3 separate regions of the Mus musculus genome follow, and all the other regions are linked to region 2. Evidence: chromatin loops called from intact Hi-C (ENCODE). Cell type or tissue: heart. All regions are shown on one strand. Region 1 holds the start of Fiz1 (Flt3 interacting zinc finger protein 1). Region 2 holds the start of Zfp667 (zinc finger protein 667). Region 3 has its middle 4.7 kb from the start of Smim17.

Region 1 (8,000 bases), 1.3 Mb after region 2:
TATAGAATGGCGGTGTTCATTCAGCGAAGAATAAAACCTATGGGAAAAGATGTAAGCAGAGCCAGGTCTTTCCTAGGAAGTTTGGGGACAATGTCAAGAGACTTGGCCAAAGATGGGGTCAAGAGCTGCTGATACTCCGGGAAGGAACATTCTCTGCTAACTTGCATTGTCCTGGGATTGCAGAAGCCAGGATGAGGGGAGGGGGGGGAAGTGGGCCAGGAGTGTTTCATGAGAATCTGATGCTAACCAGGCAGATGTTTCTCCCTAAACGGGTAAAAGGCCATGGTATTAAAAAACTCTGGAGGGAGCTGTCCCCCTGGGGGGGGGCGGGGGAGTTGAATTTGAAGAGGTCTTTTTGGGTCAGTTGCAGGAAAAGGTCCTTAAAACGCACTTTTAGCATGGGCCAGAATAGAAAATATTTTTTGCACCCACAAAGAGGGCATGGGGAGTGGGTTGTGTGTGGTCAGACATAGTAGGGGGCAACCCTAGTCACAAAGTACTAATGCTACACCCCCTGGAAGCAATCCTACAGTAGATAGGAACAGAGGGTTCAGGAGCAGCTACCCTGTAAGCACAGCCAAGCCGGTGGCAAGCAGAGGATCTCGTGGAGGAAGCTGATGAGGCGGCAGGGAAAGGATTCGTGGGGGGCCCTGGCACTTGAGAGGTTCTTTACTAATGAAATCGAGCTGTTAGCCATCCCACGGTATTAGGGGGCATCTACGGGTAAGATATCTGGAGTGATCTTGTAGGGGACTAGTGGTTGGGGATCCCCTGCCTCGGGCCCGGCAGTGAAGCACTGACATTCTTGGGGGGGGGGTGCGTTCTGGGGACTGCGGCAGGGCAGGGCGAGGCCCCCCGCCCCCGAGGAACCCGGGTCCCCGGGCCGCACACCCAGTCACTCACCGGCGCTGGGGTCTCCGCCGGGAGGAGGCTGAGGAGGCGGAGGAGGTGCCGCCGCTCCGGGGAGACCCGAGGGCCCAACCGGAAGTGCCGCCCCTTCCCCCTCAACTCCCCACCAGCCCCGCGCCTCCTGCCCGGAAGCGGAAGTCGCGCCCGTTCCCCCAAGCGCCGGCGTGGAGGATGGTGGCGGAGGAACGGGTAAGGGAAATTACGCCGGCACTAGACACGGGAGGGGAACAGCCAAGGCTGCTTCCGGTGGGCGAACGGGGCCTAGTGCGCATGCGCCCATTGCGCCCGCTTCTTCTTAGGGCACCACCCACAGGCTCCAGGCTTCCGGTTAGGACGCACCCTAGACTCGGGTCTCAAGCCAAAGCCTCGCTTCCTAGGCTGGACCACGCCCATCTCTGAACGTCCCGTTATAGGCCGGTCGGATTCCTTTTTCTGCACCTCCGATTAGTTTGTTCTATTCTTTCTTCGCTCCAAATCTCTACTTTTGGAACTCCAGCCTCTCAGACGGGTCACACCTACAAGCCACGCCCCCTTCTAAATCCTGCCCCTTACACAAAAAAGCTTTGTACAGCCTGTTGCATATAAGGGACATCGGTTTTCTTTTGTGTTGTTGTTGTTTTAAACCTTTTGATTTATTTCTTCTTTTGAGACAGAGCCTCCTCACACTGTGGTCAGGGTGGCCTTGAACTCCTTTTTTTTTTTTTTTTTTTTTTTTTTTGGTTTTTCGAGACAGGGTTTCTCTGTATAGCCCTGGCTGTCCTGGAACTCACTTTGTAGACCAGACTGGTCTCGAACTCAGAAATCCGCCTGCCATTGGATACCAAGTGCTGGGATTAAAGGCGTGCGCCACCACGCCGGGCTTCAGGGTGGCCTTGAACTCTTGTATAGGCTATAATGGCTTCAAACTTGCAGCAATACTACCAGAGCCTTCAGGAATTCTGGGATTATAGTGATGACTCTTTAATGACTTGTATGTAGTCCTGCCTCGCACCTTGAAAGCATTCCTTTAAAGTTAGTTGTTAGCAACCATTGGCATCAATTAGCTCAATGCTCTTTAACTCTTAACCCAGACTTACTGAATATAAAGCGTTGGGATGGATCTTAGGAATCCATTTGAATTGAAACACTTCTGATGCACTCTTAGATGAGAACCACAGCTTTGGCACACTTTACACTTAGCCACTCAGAGCTCTATAAATCTTTCTTAATTCAGCCCCATTACACTACAGACAGCTAAGCCTAATTCTATGCATCCAAGCTCTCCCTTGTTGTTTTTCTTCCCTCTCCATGGCCTGAATGGCAGTCACGTCTAACAGTTAAGCCTTGGCCTCTTTTTTTTCTTTTTGTTTTGTTTTTGTTTGTTTGTTTGTTTTTTCGAGACAGGGTTTCTCTGTGTAGCCCTGGCTGTCCTGGAACTCACTCTGTAGATCAGGCTGGCCTGGAACTCAAAAATCCGCCTATCTCTGCCTCCCAAGTGCTGGGATTGAAGGCTCAGCTTCGCAAGCCTCTATTAAAAGATCTCTTAACAACAACAATCTTGAACTCTGCTTCATTTTGAAAGTATTTCCTTTAAGCCCCACCCTTCATTTAAATACCATTCATTCCCTCTAAATTGCTTTCTGCCAGCCAAGCCTAAACTTCTTTGACCCTCAGACAAATTTTCAGCCTCCTCTTGGGTTGGGCAGCTCCAACCTAAGTTTTTACTGCACAAGTTTTGAACATCATCTCAGCCCTGCCTTCTCAAGCTCACACCCTTCTCTCTAAATGCTATTGAGATGGTCGATGCTGTTCACACTCCTCAAATCACACCCTCCAGCTGGCCATTGGCCCATACATCAAGCCCTCAACTTAGTTTTTCTTTCCAAATAAGAAGTTCTCTGGAAAAGAAATGGGAGCAAAAAGTGTCTATGGAGAATTTGGAAGAATTTAACTAGGATGGAGCCTTGACTCACGTTTGCATAGTAGGTCAAAATTTTTGTAGTACTTGTCTGGTGGAGGTCAGATTGGGCAAAGGCTTGTTCCAAGTCATTGGTTCTTTGGCACCAAGCTAGGGAGATGTGTGAGATGGGGTTGTCTCCAATCACGCACACACACCACTGTCAGGCAAGGTAATGGAGGAGCACTGAAAGGGACAGGCACCATGACTGAACACACAGTGGAAGTCAGTAGGCAGGGATTTATTTCCACAGCCCATGCCTCCCAGAGCTTCTCAGTCCACAGGAGGGTGCCCAATGGCACCAGGACCCAGAGGTTTAGGTCCCTGCTTTTGATCCCCTTCCATGGTGGGAATACCACCAGAAACAAGGGTGTCTTGGCCTTCTTGCCCGCGCCCAGCACCAGCTGAACCCCCTGCTGTAAACCCAGACAGGGGAGAAGTGGTGGAGGATATGGGCCAAGTAGGCTCCTTTCCTTCAGGACTCTCCTCCTGTACCCCTTCTTGAACAGGGATGCCCTCGTCGTCGTCCCACAGCGGTTGGGTTCTTGGGTTTGGGGGGCACAGGCGCACAGGCATCCCCACAAGCTCTGGGTGTTTGCGTTTGTAATGGCGCCGGAGAGTATTGGCCTCGGTGAAGCGCACCCTACATGAGGGACATTGGTAAGGTCGCTCACCAGAGTGGATGCGGTGGTGATGTGCGAGCTCCCCTGCCTCTCGGAAACGGCGAGGGCAGAGCACACAACGGAAGGGCCTAAGGCCAGCATGGATGTTACAATGGCGCCGCAAGTGGCTGGACCGTTTGAAGGTCTTGCCGCAATCTTTGCACACGTGTGGCTTCAATTCTGAGTGTGAGATGCTGTGGCGCTCCAGGTCAGAGAGGTAGGGGAAGGCTCTCAGGCACACGGGACAGAAGTGCGGAGCCCTCTTGGAACCAGAGCCCTGGGGCCCATCTGCTGCTGACCCTTCAGGAACTGTATAAGGAACACCCTGATCATCGATCAACAGAAGATCGCTGCTGCCACCGCTGTCCACTGGTGCTGTCAACGGGGTTTCCTGCTCTGATCTGGGGGGACGGCCCCTCTTTCGAGGGAGGGAGGACTTGAGAGTCCGATTGGAGGTGGTGGCTCCCCCTGGAGGTCGGCCTCGGCGCCCCCGGGGAACAGGAGGCAGTAAGGCCAGAGGTTTTTCTTCCTCCCCAGACAAAGTTGAAGGCAACGGGTCTGAGCTGGGGTTGTCCATTGAGAAGTGGGGAGCTCGAGTCTGGGTACTGGAGCCGGCTAAGAGAAGAGAGGGGGCGGTGTCAGTGTGGTGAGGGTCTAAGCCCCCGTGTACCCCAGTATCTCACCTATTCCTTCTAAAGACTTTTGAGATCCATATAAGACATTCTGTATAAGTTAGTAAGACATGCTGACTGCCCTCCACCAAAGGGTGTCCCATAACTTCTTAACCTTTGGATCTAGTTTTTCTTTCATGGAGGTTAAATAAGAATCCCCCTCTCCCACCAGGGTTCTATGTTTGAGTGTTTGGATCCATTAGTGGAACTGTTTGGGAAGGATTAGGAGGTGTGGCCTTGATGTGGTAGGTGTGGCCTTATGGAGTAGTGTTTCACTAGGTGTGAACTTTGAGGTTTCGAAATCCCACACCAAGCCAGTCTCCTCCTCCCTCAAACCTATGGATCAGATGTCAGCTCTTAGCTACTGTTCCAGCACCATGTCAGCCTGTTGGTCACCATTCTCCCAACCAAGATAGATGATCACGGACTAACCCTCTGAAAAATATAAGCATGCCTCCAATTAAAACGCTTTCTTTATACGTTGCTATGGTCATAGTTTTTCATTACATCAACATAACTACAAAAAGCCTTTAAAGTCAAAACAAGCCAAAAATAAATAAATTTTTGAAAAAATCCAGCTAAGAATGTAGGCCTTGAAACAGCCCATCAAATTCTGGGTCACAAAGGTCTCAAAAGGCTCCTGCTCCCCACAGAGATGGGGGGGCATGAAGAGAGACAAGTCCTAGCCAAAAGCTATTGATTTGTGAAAGATATATATGAAAGTTGCTAAGAGTCTGGGCTTTGAAGTCATATACCCAGAAATCAAATGCTGAGTCTGTCCCTTCCTTTGTGTGACCTTAGCCAAGATCCTTACTTCTCTGAGCTTATTTGTGTCTTTTGTAAGATGGAAATCGGGGATTTTTGTTTATTGGTTTGTTTGATTGGTTTTACCTACTAACCCAGACATGCTGTGAACATAAGAGCCAGCACTACAGCACTGGTCGTTGAGCCTCACAGCAATCCTCTGAGGGAACATTTTCAAAGGGTTTCATTTGGATCCAGTTTGGCCAACAATCACCATGTGATTCTACAAGTGGCTTTGCCTGAGTCTGTTTCCTTCTCTATAAAGTCAATATACCAAGGTTGTTGGGAGAATCGACAGGAATGAGGAAGCTTCAAAAATGTCCTTAGTGCACAGTCTAGAAAATAGAAAGCTCCAGGACTTTCCCCAGTGCCCACAAGATCCCAGGATAGTAGGAATTGAGTGTACTTGGGGTCAAAGGTCAAAGGTGCAGCTAGCAGCAGATTCTGTCGGGGGACCCTGCACCCCTCTTTTTATTATTTTATTGTTTGGTTGGTTTAAAGTTTTGTGTGTGGTGTTGGCTATCCTAATCAGGGCCTCACACATACTGGGCCTGAGCTACACCCCCAAAACTTGCACCCCCTTTTAATATGCACATAGCATGAGGTCCACACAGAAGCAACTTGTCCAGGATCATATGGTTCGCACGATGAGGAAGCCTGGACAAGAAGCTGAGTTTCTGAAACATACCTATGAAGTGACAGAGTGGCTCTTCGACCCTCTCCCACCCACAAGTCCGGTACGACGCGTGCCTGTCAGGCGCGAGTGGCCCAGCCCGCAAGCGGGGCGGGCCCTCAGGGTACGGTGGCCAATGAGCGGCGCGGGGACATTGGTGGCAGGGGCTGCCAGAAGGGGGTCTGCGCGCGCGAGCCCAGACCGCTCGGCGGGGCGCGAGGTCGACGTGCGCAGGAGAGAGCAAAGAAGCTGGGAACAGGTGCCGGGTGCGCGCTTATGCGCGCGCGCCGGGACCACCCTCTTTCCCCCATCCCCCCCACCCGGGCCCCCCGCCTCTGGGTACCTCATTTGCATGCTGCCTGGGCTCGCGTGTGTACGCGCGCGCGCGCCGGGGGCGACGGGCCGAAGCGTGGGAAGGGGCGGGAGAGAGGGGGCCCAGCCCCTAGGCGGCGGCGGGGCGGGGGTGTGGGAGGTAGCAGAGCGTGAGCTGGACCCCGCCCCTCGGCACGGAAGCCGGGGGCCCCTCCCTCCCTTCCCTGCTGCCAGCGCCCGCGGGGAACAAAGAGGATGCCCTGGGTCCCAAGGCCCCGACACGCTAGCAACAAATGCGCCTGCGTATCAGGCGCCTTCGTGTGCCCAGTGACAACGCACAAAAATCCCCAACCACCTGCAAAAATGCCTTTCCTCCCACGAAGCCTTCCCAACCCGGTGACCCAATCAAATACAGGTACCGGATAGATGAGAAGCGGGAAATGGCTGCTAAGTGCCCCTAATTAATATGGCGCCCATCAGCTTCAAAGAGCCATGGAGTTAAAGTAGTAAAATGGTGCTTGGTGTTTCCTAACTCTGAACAAGTTTGACCACTTGGATTTTTCTCCCTCTTCCCGCATCCTTCCCAGCAGAAGTCAAAGACTAGAAAAAAAAAGCAATCTTATCTAAACACATCTATGTTAACTCTTTGTAACCGCACCGTGGGCTACGAAATGCTGCACGCTGAGAGTATTGCCCTTAGTCTATATGGCGCCGCGGGTAACTTAGGCCCCGCCCCTGCCCTGCCCTCAACAAAGATGGCGCTAGCCTAGCTTCTTTAACCTCCGCGGCTGGAAATAGGAAAGGAAAACACAGAAGGGCGGGGCGGGGGCGGGATAGAGAAGCCAAGAAGGAGGGGTAAAGGGGGGTTGGGGGGGCGTAGAAGAGAGCTGAGGCGGAAGTCGAGAGGCCCCTCAGGTGGAAGTGACGCTGACCCCGCTACCCAAAATGTCGGCGCCCAGAGGGAGGTGTAAGTAATTAAACAGGAAAGCGGACAGACTTTCCCGGCCCCCCGGAGGCCTGCCTGGTCTCCAGGACCTCCGCAACGCAAAAGCAAGGTGGTCTTGCCTAGTTCCTGGGCCGCTTGACCTGCCCCCGACTCGGGCGCCCGAGACTGCACCTTGTAGGGGCAGGGAGAGGGGTACAAAGGGCCAGTTTTCCGGGCCTTGTTCGCAAGATCGAGCAGGGGTGGGGGTGGGGGCCGGCTGCACCAGACACCGTAGGGCGCAGGAGGGGCGGAGCTTAAGGTGGTCGGGGCGGGGCAGAACTGGAGGAGTAGCTTGTTGAGGCGTGGCTTATAGTTGGAGGGGAGGGGTTTCAAGAAAGTGTGGAGACTGGTTAGAAAATGGAGAGGTTTATATAAAGTGGGGCCTAGCAAAGAGGCGTGAATCTCATGAAATGGGGGAAAGGGCCTTGGTTGAAAAATTGAAGAAACTTCGTAAGATGAGGGGAAAACTGGGGTCCAGTAAGACAACAGAGGCCCAGAGTATGTTGTGTGAAGTTTGCCTGAGGTGTGACTTAAAGAAAAGCTTACCTTGACAAGGGGGTGGGGGTGGGGGCATTAGCGGGGCGGTGGTTGCGCACGCCTTTAATCCCAGCACTTGGGAGGCAGAGGCAAGCGAATTTCTGAGTTCGAGGCCAGCCTGGTCTACAAAGTGAGTTCCAGGACTGCCAGGGCTATACAGAGAAACCCTGTCTCGAAAAAAAAAAAAAAGAAAGAAAGAAAGAAAAAACAACAAGACAAGACGGGGGGCGGGGGGGGGGGCAGCGATCTAGGTGTGCAATTTGGAAAGTTTTAGTGGAACTATCAGGTTTTTATCACGAAGGTAAAAATGCTTGGGGGGGGGGCTTGGCGGCAAGCTAAGAATATAATAGCGAAGTAGAGGTGATTATAGAAAAATGTGACTTATTTGAAGGAGAAGTTAGGTGGGATTTGGAAGCAAGTCTCAGTGAAGATTTAACTTAGAAAAGTCAAGTTAACTAAGAAGCATATGAGAATAAAGAAACTAAGAGGAACTTGGTCAAACTGCTCAGTT
Region 2 (8,000 bases):
AACACTCTGATGAGCGCCATTTATCCCTTTGTACAGAAGGAAAAGTCTCATCCTTAACAGGTTCAGTTTCCCAGACTAGGCCATCACATCTCCTCCTCTAGAGGAGCCCGTTGCCACGGTAACAAATGAGATGAGGCACGATCAATCACACACTGGCACACACTCACAAAGCCATTGTCATCTGATGGCTCACTGTATCTCTAGACTTTGATAAATAACTTCATCAGCCTCTCTCTCTCACACACACACAAACACACCCGCCAACACTCTCACACCAGCACAGCTAGTGACATAGAGATACTCAGAACTGTGTGCCCACACCCTTGGGCCCCTCTAGCCTGCGGTGGCCTCCTTTCCCACTAGGACCTGTACAGTCACCTGTCCCTGGGCCCCACAGGCCGAGTGCCCTCAGACTATGATAAACAGCTCCATCAGTCTATCACACTCACACACAAGTACAACCGAGATGCTCAGAACTCTGTTCCTACATCCACTAGCGGCCCCTTGTAGTGTCTTCCTTTACACAGGGCACACTGGTCACATCACGCAGTTGGTGGTATTCGCACCTGTTTCTTGGGGCTCACAGGCCTAGTCGGTCTCTCCCTCTCCCTTCCCCCCTCCCACTTCCCTTCTCCCGCGCCCCCCTTCCACTTCTCTTCTCTCGCGCACACACATATACACACGTGGAGTCTCCTGAAGGATTCTCATACTGTGTTCACCCCACAACAAACAATATACGCCAAGCATACACGAAGCTTCAGGCGTGCACCCGAATCAACTCAGATCACCAGAGCGACCCACGCAAACAGGTCTCTGTCTCTCTCTGTCTCTCTGTCACACACACACACACACACACACACACACACACACACACACACACACACACACGCTATCAATCATTCCCACTGAAGGAAGGCTCGCAGTCACCAGACCCCCTCACCTGTCTCCCTGCTGCGTCCTCCGTCTCACAGCTGCCACAGAACTGCTAGCAACAGAGCTCCCGCGCCTGCGCACTCGCCTCCCAGACCCCCAGGGATCCCTTCAGGGCCTCTCCCCGGTCCCCCCGCCCCTCCAGAAGGACGCAGGCCAGTGCGGCCCCGCCCCCAGGGCTTCCCCCGGAGCGCGGAGCCACGCCCCCTGACACGCAACTAGACGCTGCAGTCGCAGAACCCCGGAGACAGCGCGAGGCCACGCCCTCAATAATTTGGTTGGCTATTCTGCCGACCCGTGTGCGCCCTCCTACGCTAAGCGCTTTTCTAAGGGGTTCGGCCAAGCTCCCGTTAGAGTCCATTCAGCATGCGTCCTTTCCGGGATGCTTCTCCTAGCGTTCCACACCTCGGACTCACTGGGCTTCCACGCGCCTTACGCCGTGCGCAACCGCGAGCTTGTACCGCCAACCTCAGGCTTTGGCAAGAGACTAAGGATATCCACGCCCAAAAGGGTGTTTCCATCCTCGTTGTCGCCTGTCTGGAGACCTTGTGACCCTCAGAGGAGAGGACAGAGTTTCTTCTGTGGCTGTTTAGAAAGCCATGGGGGAAACGATGGGCACGTGAGAAGAGGAGCGTTCCACCTTGGAGTCTGATTGAAGACTCTCCACAGCACAATTCAACACTTATAAGGCCGTACTCCCTCCCAAACTATAAACCTGAAATTTTCTAGGAACTCAGTATAAATCTCACGTAAAGGGGAAAGGCCTGCCCTAAACCTCTTGAGCAACCCTAATGATTTCTGGTCCTACCTTATCAAATTATAACTCCATTCAAGCCACTTCCGGAGTCACTTTACATCTCACCAAGTAGAAAGAGAATAGGGGTAATACTTGAGGAAACCCTAGGCTCAGTGAAGGACAAGGAATGACTCTCGGGTCGCACAGCAATCACCAGGATAAGGGTAGACTAGACACCAGACCCTGTTATGGCATCCCTTAGCAAGAACACAGTCATTGGTGTGTGCACAAGTGAAATGCTGTCAGCTGCACAATTCAGTATACCCAACCTGCGTATAAATATAAGTGCCTAGAGAAAGGGAAGTGACTCATTTAGATCTTCAGTCAAGACAGTGATGAGCGTCAACTGTGACATCTGAATGGTCATGTGGGAAACAACGGCACTACTGAGCAAACACAGCATTTCATTTCACCGATGGGAAAACTGAGGTTCCAAGCACATTGGACCTTACCTGAGGCCCCAGAAATAGGAAGTAGGAGGGAAGCACAGAGGTTAAGTTCTACACATCATTTCTCTAAAGGGGAAACCAAGAGACTGAGAGAGCCCCAGTCCAAGAATGGGGGTACAGGGTGGGAGGCTCCAAAGAAGAAGTGTGACTCAGATTCTCACAAGTCTTTCAAAACCTCCATCTATCCAGGAGAAACTATGATGTTACTACCAAAAGAGGCAGGGAATTCGTTATCTTGGAGACCAGAAAGGGTGAGACTAAAGGTTGCATTCATTTCCCAGTGAATGAAAACTAAAATAAAATAAAAAGGGAAGAACATGACTGTTCCTAGGTATGGTAGATGAGAAGGTTTATTGTAGATAAAGGGACACATAGTCAGAGGCACGGATGTCTGAGAGAGTCCAAAGTGAACATGACCCTAAGCAATATGAGGAGAGGGAGGAGGGGAGAGAAGAGGGCTAGACCAAGAGGCCAGGAGGCTAAAGAGAGTAGGTGAAAGGACCAGGTAACCAAAATGATTGGATTGCATAGGGAAGGAGAGCTGGGGGAAGGGTGGCCCAGCCCCTGGGCTGGAGAAGTTTAGGGTAGAGGGCAGAGTATGCCTGCCAGGAGGGCCCTGTAATAGGTACAAACTGAGAAAGGCAGGTAGAACCTGGTGGCCAGGTCCCCTTTAATATCTTAAGTAGGCACTTTTGTCTGGGGCTTGAAACTTAACACCCAGGAGACCTCTTTGGACCTCAGGAACGTGCACGCCTTGCATGCTCAGACTAGCCTCTCCTGTCATACTTGCAACTGTCCAGTTGACCCAGAGGAAATAAGAAGAGGCCCCGCCTCAATACACTTATGCCACCCTGAAATGTGTCCTTTTGCCTACTGGGGGTGGAAGGATACAAGGTTGGGGAAGGGGTTTGTTGAGAAGACCAGCCACGGAGTAAAGAGTAACAACACCATGAAAAAAAATTGCATGAAAAAAGGCCAAAAAGAAACTTAGAATTTAGGCTGATGAGATAGCTTAGTGAGTAAGAGCATGGACTGCTCTTCCAAAGCAAAGTCCAGCAACCACATGGTGGCTCACAACCACCCGTAATGAGATCTGATGCATTTTTCTGGTGTGTCTGAAGACAGCTACAGTGTACTTATTTATAATAAATAAATCTTTGGGCGAGAGCGAGCCGGAGTGAGCAGAAGTCCTAAATTCAATTCTCAACAACCAAATATAGGCTCACAACCATCTGTACAGCTACAGTGTGTACTCGTATACATAAAGTAATTAAAAAAAAACTTAGAACTTGTATACTAACATAAAAAAGAATTAAAATGAAGTGAAGAAAGAAAGAAGAAAAAGAAAAAGGAAGCGAACAAATAGGCCTCTCCACCAGTCGGAATCCTGCTCTCTCTAGAAGCAGTCTTTCTCCCCCTAACCTAACCAGCGGTCTAGCGTTTCTCTGTCTCCAAGGCTACAAATTGTAGGCTTGAAGTGGTGCAGAGACTTCTGGGTATTGTAGTGTCAAGGAAGCAGAGAGGTGGGAGGCGCGCTTGTCAATAAAACGGAGTTTGTTAGCAGAAACGTCTGAACCAAGGAATGGTTTGGAAGACTGAAAACGCCTTGCAGATATTCTTAGGGTGTTAGCATTGTGTTAGGAAAGAGGGAGGCGAAGAAAGGGCTAGGCGCGAGGGATTGTGGGAGTTGTAGTTTTGCATTCTGTGGCGATCTGGAGACGGAAATGACGAGACTGCCGCCTCGCGTCAGATGTGAGGACAGCAGACCCTGTGTTTAATCTGCTTTTCCCCCCCAAGCCAGAGTTCCAAGGTCAACTAAAAAGGCTGATTCCCACAAGGATTCTCATGACCTTCCTAAGAGCACCGGCGACGTGTGAGGATTGGAGTGTGGAGTGATTGGAGTGGGAGTGAGGGTATAGGACGGGGGGAGGGGGGCGGCATTTGTGCAACAATATGTATGTGCAAACCCTCACGTTGTGTCTGGCTGTCTGCTTTATAGTAAATCAACAGGAGCTGGAGAGATATCTCAGTGGTTAGAATACTGGCTGTTCTTCCAGAGATCCTGAGTTCAATTCCCAGCAACCACATGGTGGCTCACAACCATCTGCCCTCTTCTGGTGTGTCTAAAGACAGGTATAGTGTACTCATATACATAAAAAAAATAAATCTTTTAAAAAATAAAAAAGTAAGTGAGCAGAATGCAACAATATGGAGTACTCAGGTTTCTTTTCTCCTCCAAATTGGACAGGAAGTCCAAAATCCGACTCAGCTTGAGGCAAGCTGGGTCACTGCCCACTCTGATGAGCATTCTTGTTCCTCTGGTCTGAACTGTAACTTATTAGGAGCCAAGTTAGTGTGGTTGCCAAGGATAAAGCAGTGCATATAACCGGTATCTAGCCTTGAACCTTACTTTTTTTTTTTTTTTAAGATGTTTTTATTTTATATGTGTGATTTGCCTTCAGGAAGTATGCCATATGTATGCAGTACCAGCAGAGACCAGAAGAGGGTGGCAAGTCCCCTGTAACTGGAGTCACTGACAGTTGTGAGCTGTTGTCTTTTGCAAAAGGAGCCCTGTTCTTAACTGCTGAGCTATCCTCTTGTTTTTTGTTTTGAGACAAAATTTCATGTATTCCAGGTTGGCTTGAAACTCACTATATAGTCAACAATGGCTCTCAACTCCTGATTCTCCGTATCCACTGTTTAATAGAGGTGCAGGAATATGGGCCCATTTTCTCTGCCAATGAAAGTATTAAAAGACAGGAAATAATAGTGGTGGCACTTGCCTTTAGTCTCACCACTCAGGAGGCAGAGGCAGGTGGATCTCTGAGAGTTTAAGGGCAGCCTGGTCTACACAGTGAGGACAGCCAGGGTTACATAGGTAAACCCTGTCTTTAAAACAAACAAAAAAAAAAAAAAAGAAAAAAGAAAAAGGAGCTGAGCAGTGGTGGCGCATGCCTTTAATCCCAGCACTTGGGAGGCAGAGGCAGGCGGATTTCTGAGTTCGAGACCAGCCTGGTCTACAGAGTGAGTTCCAGGACAACAAATACACAGAGAAACTCTGTATCAAAAAACAAAACAAACAAACAAACAAACAAACAACAACAAAAACGAGAAAGGGGAGGAGGCAGGAAAAGGTGTTACCAGAAATTATGGGGAGTCCCAGCAGAGCCATCAAATGAGACTGGGGAAATCAGGGTTCGTCTTGGGGCTCTTATTCTCATTAATAACATAAGTTAACAAGGGTCACAAACAGACACTCAAGAGTAAAGAACTGACCCAGGCAGAAGGTGTAGGACCTACCAAAGCCATGCTACTGCAGTACAGGCGAGAAGCGTTGGAAAGAGAGGAAGGAAGCCCAGCACGTCAGGAAGCTTTAAAGCACACTTAGGTTTCACTCAACATCTGAAAGCAGAGAGAGACAGGGCTTTCTGTCTGCTCTTGGATTTTGTTTGAGGGTCAGCACGACAGCTTAGTGGTTAAAGATACTCACTGCTGAGCCAATGCCCTCAATACACACAGAATCACACAGAACTCACTGAATACGCACTGAATCAAAAATCAATCAAAAATCAAGGGTTTTTTTATTTGAAAATTATAAATGATTCTTAGCGCCCCTCCACCCTGTGTCATTTGCTGTTCTGTGAATGTAAGAAACAAGCATTTAGCAATTAATTAGTGCACAATAAAGAAAGGTTGAAAATGGCCCAGAAGAGAAGGTGTTGGGGAAAGCCTTACAAAGGCTCACTCGGCTGCTCTACTGGCTATTGTCACAGGGCACGGTCCCCAGACGGCTTCCTGCTGAGCCTCTGGACACACTCATACTCTGCTAGTTGATAAGCCAGAGTTCGAAGAGCTTCCTTGGGAAGTGAAATGCTCTGGAGACGGAGGGCTTGTGAGGGTTGAGCAAAACAGAGCAGAGCGGCTTCACTGGAAGGAACAGCAGGGGTCGTCTCTACGGAAGAGGAGAAAGTAGGGCAGTCACAGTTGGACACTTATTTAGGTCTTCATATGTTCTCAGACCCCATAGGACTTTACTCGAGACCCCTGAGCCTGCCTGCGCTTCTCACCTACGTCCGGGGCCTGGCTCCTCCCACTTTGTTCGCCCCCCCCCCCCCAACAAACTGTTCCACCTGCTGATACCACTTCACTCAGACCTCTGTGCAACCAGGGGATCAAGTCTGGAGCAAAAATGAGATCGAGGTGTGTCCAAACCCGAGAAATCTCGTCTTGAGACTGGCAGGAGTAGCGCCTGCTCGTCCTAGCTCACGCAGCCTGTACAGCCCCTACCTCTGCCACCCTTGAAATGGTCATGCAGCCTGACAGCCATGTTACAGGTTAAACTTTCTCCATCCTTAAGGTAAGTCCAGCAAGCATAATTTTGCATAATTCCGCCGGGCAGTGGTGGCGCACAGAGATCTGCCTATGTCTGCCTCCCAAGTGCTGGGACTAAAGGCATGTACCATCAGCACCCGAATTTTTAAAAATATTTTTAAAGATTTACTTTTATTTTACGTGTGTATTTGTCCACATGTATGTATGTATGTGCACCACATACATGCAGTGTCTGTGGAAGCCAGAAGGGAGTGTCAGATCTCCTGGTACTGATGGTGGTGAGCCACTCTGTGAGTGCTGGCGACCAAACCTGAACCCTCTGCAAGAGCAGCAAGTGCTTGTGCCTACTGATCTATCTCTCCAGCCCCTAATTTATTTTTAATTATGCATGTGTGTGTACGTGTGTGTGTGTGTGTGTGTGTGTGTGTGTGTGTGTGTGTGTGTATGTGTGTAGGTGTGTCCATGTGAATGCAGGTGCCCTTGCAGGTCAGAACAGGGCACCTGGTCTCCTGTGGCTAGAGTTACAGGTTGTACAAGTCCTATAATGTGGGTGCTGATAATTTAATTTGGGTCCTTTGCAAAAGTAGTACATGTTTTTAACCTCTGAACTATCTCCCAAGCTGTCTTATTTAATAATAATAATAATCCCACTTAGAATAAAAAATATGTACATATTATTTATTTATTTATTTTTGAGACAGGGTTTCTCTGTATAGCCCTGGCTGTCCTGTAACTCACTTTGTAGACCAGGCTGGCCTCAAACTCAGAAATCTGCCTGCCTCTGCCTCCCGAGTGCTGGGATTAAAGGCGTGTGCCACCATGCCCAGCTTAGAATTATATTCTATTTTATTTTATATATTGTGCTGGGGAGGGGAACACACATGGCTCCCACAGGAAGGGAGAATGAACTTGGGACTTGCCGTGCAATTCTGTGACTCTGACTTTGAGCCTACAAACCCTACTTTGGACATTAGGTTTTAGAGAGAATATCGTGTGTGTTGTATGGATGCACCACCCATTAGTTTAAAAGCCTATGGCCTATGGCTTAGGCAGGAAATAGAAGGTGGGACACCCGGTAGAGAGAAAGGATTCTGGGATAGAACCAAGCAAGAGATTTGCCAGGCAGATGTGAGGAGATTAGTACAGGTAGACAGCCACATGGCAGAATGTAGGCTACAAGAAATGGGATGTTTTGAGTTTTATCTAGTCAGAGAAGAGCCTAGCTACATGGCAATTTGAGTCTGAGTCTTATTCCTGGGAGCGTGGAGCTGGGAGGGAGAACCAGGGCCTAACTTCAAAATCAGTTATTTAAAACCAAGCTCCTGAATCCAGTGGCACTTTGCTGCCAAGACTGAAGACTAAGGACGAAGTTCTCTCCTTGGAACATGTAAGGAAGAAGGAAAGAACTGACTCCAGTAAGCTGCCCCTTACCGTTTGTGTGCCATGGCAAAAGTATACATGACACACACACCCAAATAATAATAACATCACAG
Region 3 (8,000 bases), 130 kb before region 2:
ACCAAGCCCAATTTAACATGCAGAATTCTTAGAAAGTGTTCAATAGCTGTTAGTGGTATCATAAGCACCATCATTCAAATTTTACAACAGAGACCATTGCCAAGTTGCTCTCAGAAAGGTCACATTAAAATTTTTTTTAATTCAGGTGGATGAAGAGATGGCTCAGCAGTTAGGAGCACCCATACACAGCCATCTGTAACTCCAGCTCCAGGGGATTTGATGCCCTTTTCTGGCCTCAGTGAACAAGTTGTACTCAGATGCATGAACATACACACATCTACATATGAATAAAATGTTTAAATAAATTTTAAGGTTATGACCGAGCTGTAGGTGAGGAAACTTATTTTCACATATGTCCCTGGTAAATTTATTTTCATTTCTCTAGTTTGCTGTAAAATAGAGAAATCAGATTAATTTTCTCTAAGAACAAAAACACTAACCAAAAACAGATTATAGGAGGAAAGGATTTATTATAGCTTCCGGTTCCAGTCACAGGCCGTCAATGAGGGAAGCTGGGACAGGAACTTAAAGCAGTAACTTATAGAGGAACACCGCTTGCTGGCTCTCACACAGGCTCATCTCAGCTAGCTTTCCTACTCAGCCCAAGATCACCTGTCCACGGAATAACGCTGTCCACAGTGGGTTACCCCCTCTCAAATCAGTTAATAACTAAGGCAGTCCTCTCAGACACGCCCACAGACTAATAGGACCTAGCGCAGTGGTTCTCAATCTGTGGGTCGCGACCCATGTGAGGGGCAAAAGACCTTCTCACGAGAGCCACATATCAGATACCCTTCCTATCAGATATTTACATTCCGATTCATGACAGTAGCAAAATGACAGTTAAGAGGTAGCAACAAAAAACAATTTCGTGGTTGGGGGGTCAACACAACATGAGGAACTGTATTAAAGGGCGGTAGCATTAGGAAGTTGGAGAGCCAGCTGCCTCTAGATAATTTCTCAAAGCTTTCCTCTCTGGTAACTCTAGGCTCTGTCATCAACTTGACATGTTAAAGATGACGGGGATGTCTGGGCGTGCCTGTGAGAGATTATCTAGAGCAGGTTAGCTGAGGTGGTAAGGACCCTCCTTCACCAACAGTGGTCAGTCAGTACCATCCCATGGTCTGGGGTTCTGGACAAAATTAAAAGGGAGACGTGAGCTGGGCACAAGCATCTATTGCTTCCTGCCTCCGACTGTAGAAGCTGTGTGACCAGCTGTTCCAAGCTCCTCCTCCTGTAACTGACTATACCCTCAAAGGGTGGGGGCAAAACAAACCTTTCTTCCTTAACCCATTTTTGTTGGCTATTTTGTCATGGCACCAATGGAAGTAACTAAAAGGGATATGCTTTCTCACCAGAAGATGATCTAAATGGGAGATTTTTATTAAGTACATTGCAAACAAAAGTTAAGAAAGAAAGGAAGGAAGGAAGGAAGGAAGGAAGGAAGGAAGGAAGGAAGAAAAGAATGAATGAGTGAATGAATGAACAAATCAATGAATGAGTAGCAAATAGCAGACAGATAGCAGGACACATCAGGTGCTTACAACACTCAGTGGACAACTGAAGTCACCTGATAGAGAGAGCAAAAGTAGCTTCGAGCTGATGGTTATAATTCAGCAGAAGTGACCTGCAAAGCCCTGCTTTTAACTGTTTTTTTTTTAAGATTTATTTATTTTTATTATATGTGAGTACACTGTAGCTGTCTTCAGACACTCCAGAAGAGGGCGTCAGATCTCATTACGGATGGTTGTGAGCCACCATGTGGTTGCTGGGAATTGAACTCAGGACCTTTGGAAGAGCAGTCAGTGCTCTTAACCACTGAGCCATCTCTCCAGCCCCCGCTTTTAACTGTTAATTGCTTTAACTGTAGTCACTGATTGAGAGTCCCAGGAAGAGTTCAGAGCTCACTCCCTACATGACCTTCCAGCATCTCTTTCCCACCACGGACATTTTTTATACCACAGAATAAACAATGGTAATGTCTATTGGTTATGGCTTACCTGCTGGCTCTTCTCCAAGACAGTATTGGTTGGTTGGTTGGTTGGTTGGTTGGTTGGCTGGCTCTTCTCCAAGACAGTATTGGTTGGTTGGTTGGCCGGCTGGTTTGGTTTGGTTTGGTTTTGGGTTTTCATGATAAGTGTTTCTCTGTGTAGTTTTGCCTGTCCTGGAACTTGCTCTGTAGACCAGGCTGACCTTGAACTTACAAAGATCTGCCTGCCTCTGCCTCCTGGATGATGGAATTAGAGGTATGCACCACCAGTGCCTGGTGTACAGCATGTTTTATAGCACCCTTTGTTGTCTGCTGTTCTCTGTCTTCCCTGTTACAGAGCCTGGGATCCAGCCTGCCCCAGGTTGGAAAGCCTTGGAGGGCACTTGAGATAAACATGAATGGCATCACAAACTATCAAGAGGTAAAGCAAAAATATTTGACTCCCATGAGCCTTTTCCTTTTGGTGGCCATGTTATATGTTTTTCCACCGTGATAAATCATTGTTCTGAGTATGGTGACTACATGATGAGGAGTATCTGTCTTCTTATCAAATCAGGAAGATGGGTTGACCTTGGAAATCGCAACAAAATCCCCAAACCTTGGGCTATGACTTGACCAAGTTATGAGTCTTGTAAGCAACTTGTTGGGGTTCCATGATTAACTGACAAAAGACTGATCAATGTAAGGCTAGGGTTTCATTCAATCACTCATTTAAAACATTCGTTCAGCAAATATTTATTAGACAATTGATATGTGGTATATATTCTTGATGATCAAGACAATGAGTGTCTGTGGCCCAAAAATGTATGTCCTTTAAATACATATAACATTTACTTAATGAATGTGTGCATGTACATGTATGTACGAAATGGTATGCATGTGAAAGTCAGAGGGCAACTTGCTGAAGTTGATTCTCTCCTCCCACCATGTGGGTCCCAGCGACTGAACTCAGGGCACCAAACTTGGCAGCAATAACCTTTACCGACTGACAATATGGGCTAGAAGGGTACATTCTAATGATGAAAGGACACAAGAGACACACAACGCAATAAAATGTAACTCATACTAATATGAAATGGGTCAGTGTGGTAGCGACTCTAAGGGTCTGTCTACCTACTTACCTACATATCTATCATCTTTTTCTCAGGATGGGTGGGGGTACTGGAGATGGGAACTAGGGCCTCATGTATGATAGGCAAGTATTCTTCCACTGAGCTGCCAGAGCCCAGAGAAGACCTAAGTGGCATTTGAACTGAGACCTAAAAGATGGGAAGGAGCTAGTTAAATAAGAATCCATGGCAGAATGAAATCAATAAAGCTACAAAGGGATAAAGAGAACAATATTGAAAGAGAGGCTAGACAAGGGACAGAAGTGAGATATAAGTTCTGAAAGGCATCCAGGGACTTGAAAGCACAGGAGGGCCATTAGGTTTGACTGCGGGCTGCTTCGGAAACATTAGCAGAGAACTGAGGAGTGTTGAGGTGGACTCTAATTTACATTAGCAAAGTGTGCCCAAAATCTCTGTGTGGGGAATGCAGCAGAAGGCAGCATGATGGAAAGATTGTGTAAGAGGCTCCTGTAGTGACAGGTGTGAGAGGAAATGGTGGCCTGAAGTGCAGTGGTCATTAGATGACAAATGTGGATATAGTTGGGATTCACCATCCTGGTGGAGCTGAGAAGGCTGATAAGCAGATAGCTTTGAAGTATAAAAGCAAGGAATGGATCTAGGAAGAGCTGGGCTATGAGCCTATGCAACTGAGTGCCATGCAGTGTACTGTATCAGTTTTTTGTTTCTTTGTTCTGTTTGCCGTGAAAACCCAGACCTGTGCTTCTGTGTGGGTGAGGTCCAAGACATCCTTGAAGGCAACAAATATCTCCAAGCAGAAACTCTACGACTAGGAGGTTGGAAAAGTAGGCTTAGGATGCTCCTCAAAAACAAGCAAACAAACAAACAAAAGAGTCTGTCATTTGATCTCTGATGCTGGAAGTCCCCTTGAGCAGCCTACTGTGCTAAGCTGGTGTAACATGCGCTGTCTGCCCTGCTGAACTATTTGCAGGTGAACTGTCCCTGGTTCTAACCGGTTTGGGGGTGGAAGGGAAGAGCCAGCCTCTCACTCAACCATCTCAGAAACGGCTTTCCTTCAGTGTTGAACAGTCAGAGCGAAACAGCTTTGGGCAGTGTCCACGGTTCTGAAACCAAAAGGCACGCTGTCCTTGGTGCTGAACCACGGTCCATAACAGGACACCAGACAACGGCTACGCTATCCGTGGTACTGAACCACAGAGCAGTGCACGTGGACTAAAACGGTTGCGGCTGTGCGCTGTCCGCGGTTCTGATTCACGGCGTCATGAATTACCCCTAACCTCAGACCAGTTACTACATGACCTGATATTGGTGCTGTTTTCATGCAGTCTAACAGAGAGACTTCCTTACCCTCCAATACAGACACCTCAAGTAACAACCTGCTTAGGAAAAAGTCCCTGCTGTTTCTTGGAGACACAGCTCTCTGGGGACTGTGGAGAGCGCAGCTTTAGTTTTCAGTGGAGTAAGGCCAGATGACTCCCTCAAGTACACTCCACCTTCATATATAAAGGTCTCTACCTTTATATATATATATATATATATATATATATATATATATATATATATATATATATATATATATATATACATATTTAAATTTTATTACACTCTCTGTAAATTTTATTAACAGGGTTTCTAAAACATTCTTAGAAGGCATGCAGAAAAGAAAACAGAGGGAACAATCTTCGCCAGGTTCAGGCTGTTGATTTTGAGTATAGCAAAGTGTGCCCCTGAGTTCTTAGGATATTTTAATGTTGTAGGGTGGGGTAATAAGAAAGGTGTAGTTTCTGGGAACTAAGGAAGTATCCCAATAAATAAAAACACCTGCTGTGACAGTGTGGGCACTGTTATTCAGATTCCCAGCACCCATGCAAATGCCACGTATGGCAGCCTGCCTGCATCCCCACTGGTGTGGGAGGCAGAGACAAGGATACCCCAGAGCAAGCAGGCTAGCCAGACTAGCCAAAATGGTGATCTCTGGGTTCAGTGAGAGGCCCTGCCTTGATATATGAAGGTAAAGAGTACTTGAGGAAGACATCTGATATCAACTTTGGTCTTCCACATACATGTGCACCTTCACATATACATGCACCCATGCACAGTCAAATATGCATACACACAACACACACCTACATATTCAAAACAGAGGGGTGTGATTGTTGATTTATAGAGGCATATTATTACTACACACTACTTTGAACATTTGAGAAGATGAACCTTGAGTGGCATTTTCTTTTTTTAAGATTTATTTATTTATTTATTTATTTATTTATTTAACACATTTGAGTACACTGTAGCTGTCTTCAGACAGGCCATAACAGAGCATTGGATACCTTTATTAATGATTGTGAGCCACCATGTACTTGCTGGGAATTGAACTCAGAACCTCTAGAAGAACATCCAGGCTCTTAACCGCTGAGCCATTTCTCCAGCACAAGTAGTATTTTCTTAATGATAAAAATTTTTGCAATTTAAGAATGCTTCAGGTATCTGTACTTTAGAATGTAACCCAAACTATCTTGCAAAGTACCTTTGTTATCTTTTGTATCCCCTTAAGAGACTGTCTGTCCGAATTAGTCTTGTGTTATGTGTGCTTTGAATTGTGCAGGCTCTTTTAAGAAAGTCACTGGAATAAAATCTATCCCCTCCCTGAAAACATACATGAATGAATGCATGCATGCATGCACACGCGCACACACACACACACACACACACACACAAATACCTTAACAATTTGGTCACCAGGAATGTCCCCAGGGAGAGGTACAACAGCAAAGATATGAGGAACCTGTGTCCTAAAATGGCCCCACAGATCAGAACCCACTTGTAGTGCAGCATTAGTGTTTTAAACTTATTTTTAACTTGTGGCAGTCAGAAGACAGCTTGAGGGAACCAGTTCTCTCCTTCCACTGCATGGGTCCCAGGATTAAATTCAAGTCATCAAGATTGGCAGCAGGTATTGGGCTATCTCACCTTGAAGGATTTTCTTCTCGTGTCTAACCCATCAATCAAACTGTTAAGTGTCTCTCATTATTCTCTCATTTCCAGAATGAGGAACTAGAAGGGCAAGAGGTCAAATAAAACTTGCTTGGAGCTACTCAATGGGGCTCAGCATCTTCTCCCTCTTGCTTCTTCTCCAACCACACTTCAAATTTGCACAGCTTGTCATAACATCTTCTGGATGGCAATAGGAGTTCCAATCATGATGAGTTTATAAACCCTACTTACCCAGACCTCCACACAGCTGACCCTGGTATCACTGCTTTCTGCAGAAGGAGCAAAGATGTAGATTCTCCTCCTACAAGCTTTTAATAATTGCAGCAGTTCTCAAAGTACTAGCATTGCTAGGGATGCTTATTAAAATATTACTCAGGGCTGGTGAGATGGCTCAGTGGGTAAGAGCACCCGACTGCTCTTCCGAAGGTCCAGAGTTCAAATCCCAGCAACCACATGGTGGCTCACAACCATCTGTAACAAGATCTGACTCCCTCTTCTGGTGTGTCTGAAGATAGCTACAGTGTACTTACTATAATAATAAATAAAATCTTTAAAAAAAATATTACTCAGGCCACTGACTCCAGGCCACAGATTCTCTGGGACAAGCCACCCACCAGGAACCAAAGAATCATAGCAAGAATATCAAGGTGACAGGAACCTAAAACAGCTGGGTATATCCCATCTATAGTCAAGCATAGAACAGGATGGCTGTAAGCATGCCTAATCTAGCTCTCTTTCTCTAAACTTAAGCATCTAGGGCCCAAGCTCAGAAAATGGCACTTCCCACAGTGGGCTAAGTCTTTCCACATCAATTAACACAATCAAGACAATTCCCCACATACATACACTAGGATGGGCTGTGAAACAACCCAGTGTTGCTAGCAACCTCATAGAGACACTCTTCTCAGGTAACTCAAGATTGTATCAAGTTGAATTATACCATCCCACTTACCTTTGTACACTCTCTAAAGAATTTTAATTCAAGTGGCTTATAACATAGTAGTATATGTAAGCAACATTTTTTAAATTCTTATTTTTCATGAAGTCACTAATAAGTGAAAATTGTCATATCTCTACAATTCAAAATGAATTGTCATTTTCAGGAAATAATCCTGGAAAATTCCCACTAATTACTTATATTTCATACTGCATTTTCCCATGTCAGTTGCCAGTGTTGCTGCTAGGGCCCAGCCCAAGGCCTGGTCCAACCTAGACAAGTACTCTGTGTGAGTACATCCTCAGCCCTGTAGCATCAACGTAAACTTCAAGGACTACACCCCTTTGCTACATCGCTTTTCTTTGGAGTCATCTCTGTGTATCGTGTGTGTGTGTGTGTGTGTGTGTGTGTGAGAGAGAGAGAGAGAGAGAGAGAGAGAGAGAGAGAGAGAGAGAGAGAGATATCTCATATCAGTTTCAAAGAACCCAATATCATCTTCTGGGTTACCTGTAATGCTTAAAGTTCCTCTCAAGCCAAAGCTACAGCCCTGTCAATTTTCCTTGTACTTCTTCTCCATTTAAGTCTTCAGTCTCTTAGGCTTGCATGTGAAAGCATAAATCTGTGTTTCTCTAGAGAGGTAAGTGTCCCAGGGACATCTGATCAGTCCATCTCTTCCCTACTGCAGTTGAAAACTCTGACATTAAACATAAGAAACCTGAAAGTTCTACGAATGAACTGAGTGAGACTGCCAGTGCCATAGACAATTTGGGCTGGAGAGATGGTTCAGCAGATACAGGTGTCTGTGCAAAGACAAACAGGAGGCTAATCCCCAGATCGCACAGCAGCAGCAGAGAACCAACTCCTGAGAGTTGCCCTCTCACCTTCCACACATGGTGTGTCACACACACACCTTCATACATGCACATGTTCATACATACATACATACATGCATACGCCTTCATACATGCACACGTTCATACATACATACACA

Evidence for each region. Peaks named below come from ENCODE experiments on the same cell type or tissue, not always from the same donor. Only the 100,000 strongest peaks of a DNase experiment are listed, where the experiment ranks them.
Region 1: a loop joins it to region 2, with 4 times the contacts of the local background. A loop is called at or near these places in 2 of 42 quality-filtered maps.
Region 3: it touches region 2 in a loop (2.5-fold over the local background); 2 of 42 quality-filtered maps call a loop at or near these places.

The regions. Positions count from the first base shown.
Region 1 is chr7:5,013,559-5,021,558 of GRCm38, reverse strand. It overlaps Fiz1 (Flt3 interacting zinc finger protein 1), which reads left to right and starts at 6,831. Exons shown (of 3, transcript NM_001110329.1): 1 at 6,831-6,934. Zfp524 (zinc finger protein 524) reads right to left here and starts at 6,051. Exons shown (of 2, transcript NM_025324.2): 1 at 5,999-6,051; 2 at 3,071-4,122. The coding sequence starts at 4,084. The coding sequence ends at 3,119. It overlaps Zfp865 (zinc finger protein 865), which reads right to left and starts at 1,183. Exons shown (of 3, transcript NM_001290426.1): 1 at 904-1,183. In heart, a CTCF peak has its summit at 3,978 (motif pointing left); DNase peaks (open chromatin) are centred at 1,158, 5,798, 6,158, 7,008 and 2 weaker places; H3K4me3 peaks cover 4,965 bases; H3K27ac peaks cover 4,940 bases.
Region 2 is chr7:6,279,595-6,287,594 of GRCm38, reverse strand. It overlaps Epp13 (epididymal protein 13), which reads right to left. Exons shown (of 16, transcript NM_001177416.1): 16 at 5,734-6,127. The coding sequence ends at 6,100. Zfp667 (zinc finger protein 667) reads right to left here and starts at 1,015. Exons shown (of 5, transcript NM_001024928.2): 1 at 941-1,015. In heart, CTCF peaks have their summits at 3,933 and 4,665 (motif pointing right); DNase peaks (open chromatin) are centred at 334, 1,104, 3,944 and 4,654; H3K4me3 peaks cover 3,588 bases; H3K27ac peaks cover 3,205 bases.
Region 3 is chr7:6,406,490-6,414,489 of GRCm38, reverse strand. No RefSeq gene overlaps it. Among named protein-coding and RNA genes, the nearest start is that of Smim17, 4.7 kb to the left of the region's middle. In heart, no CTCF peak of the experiment used is centred here; a DNase peak (open chromatin) is centred at 4,209.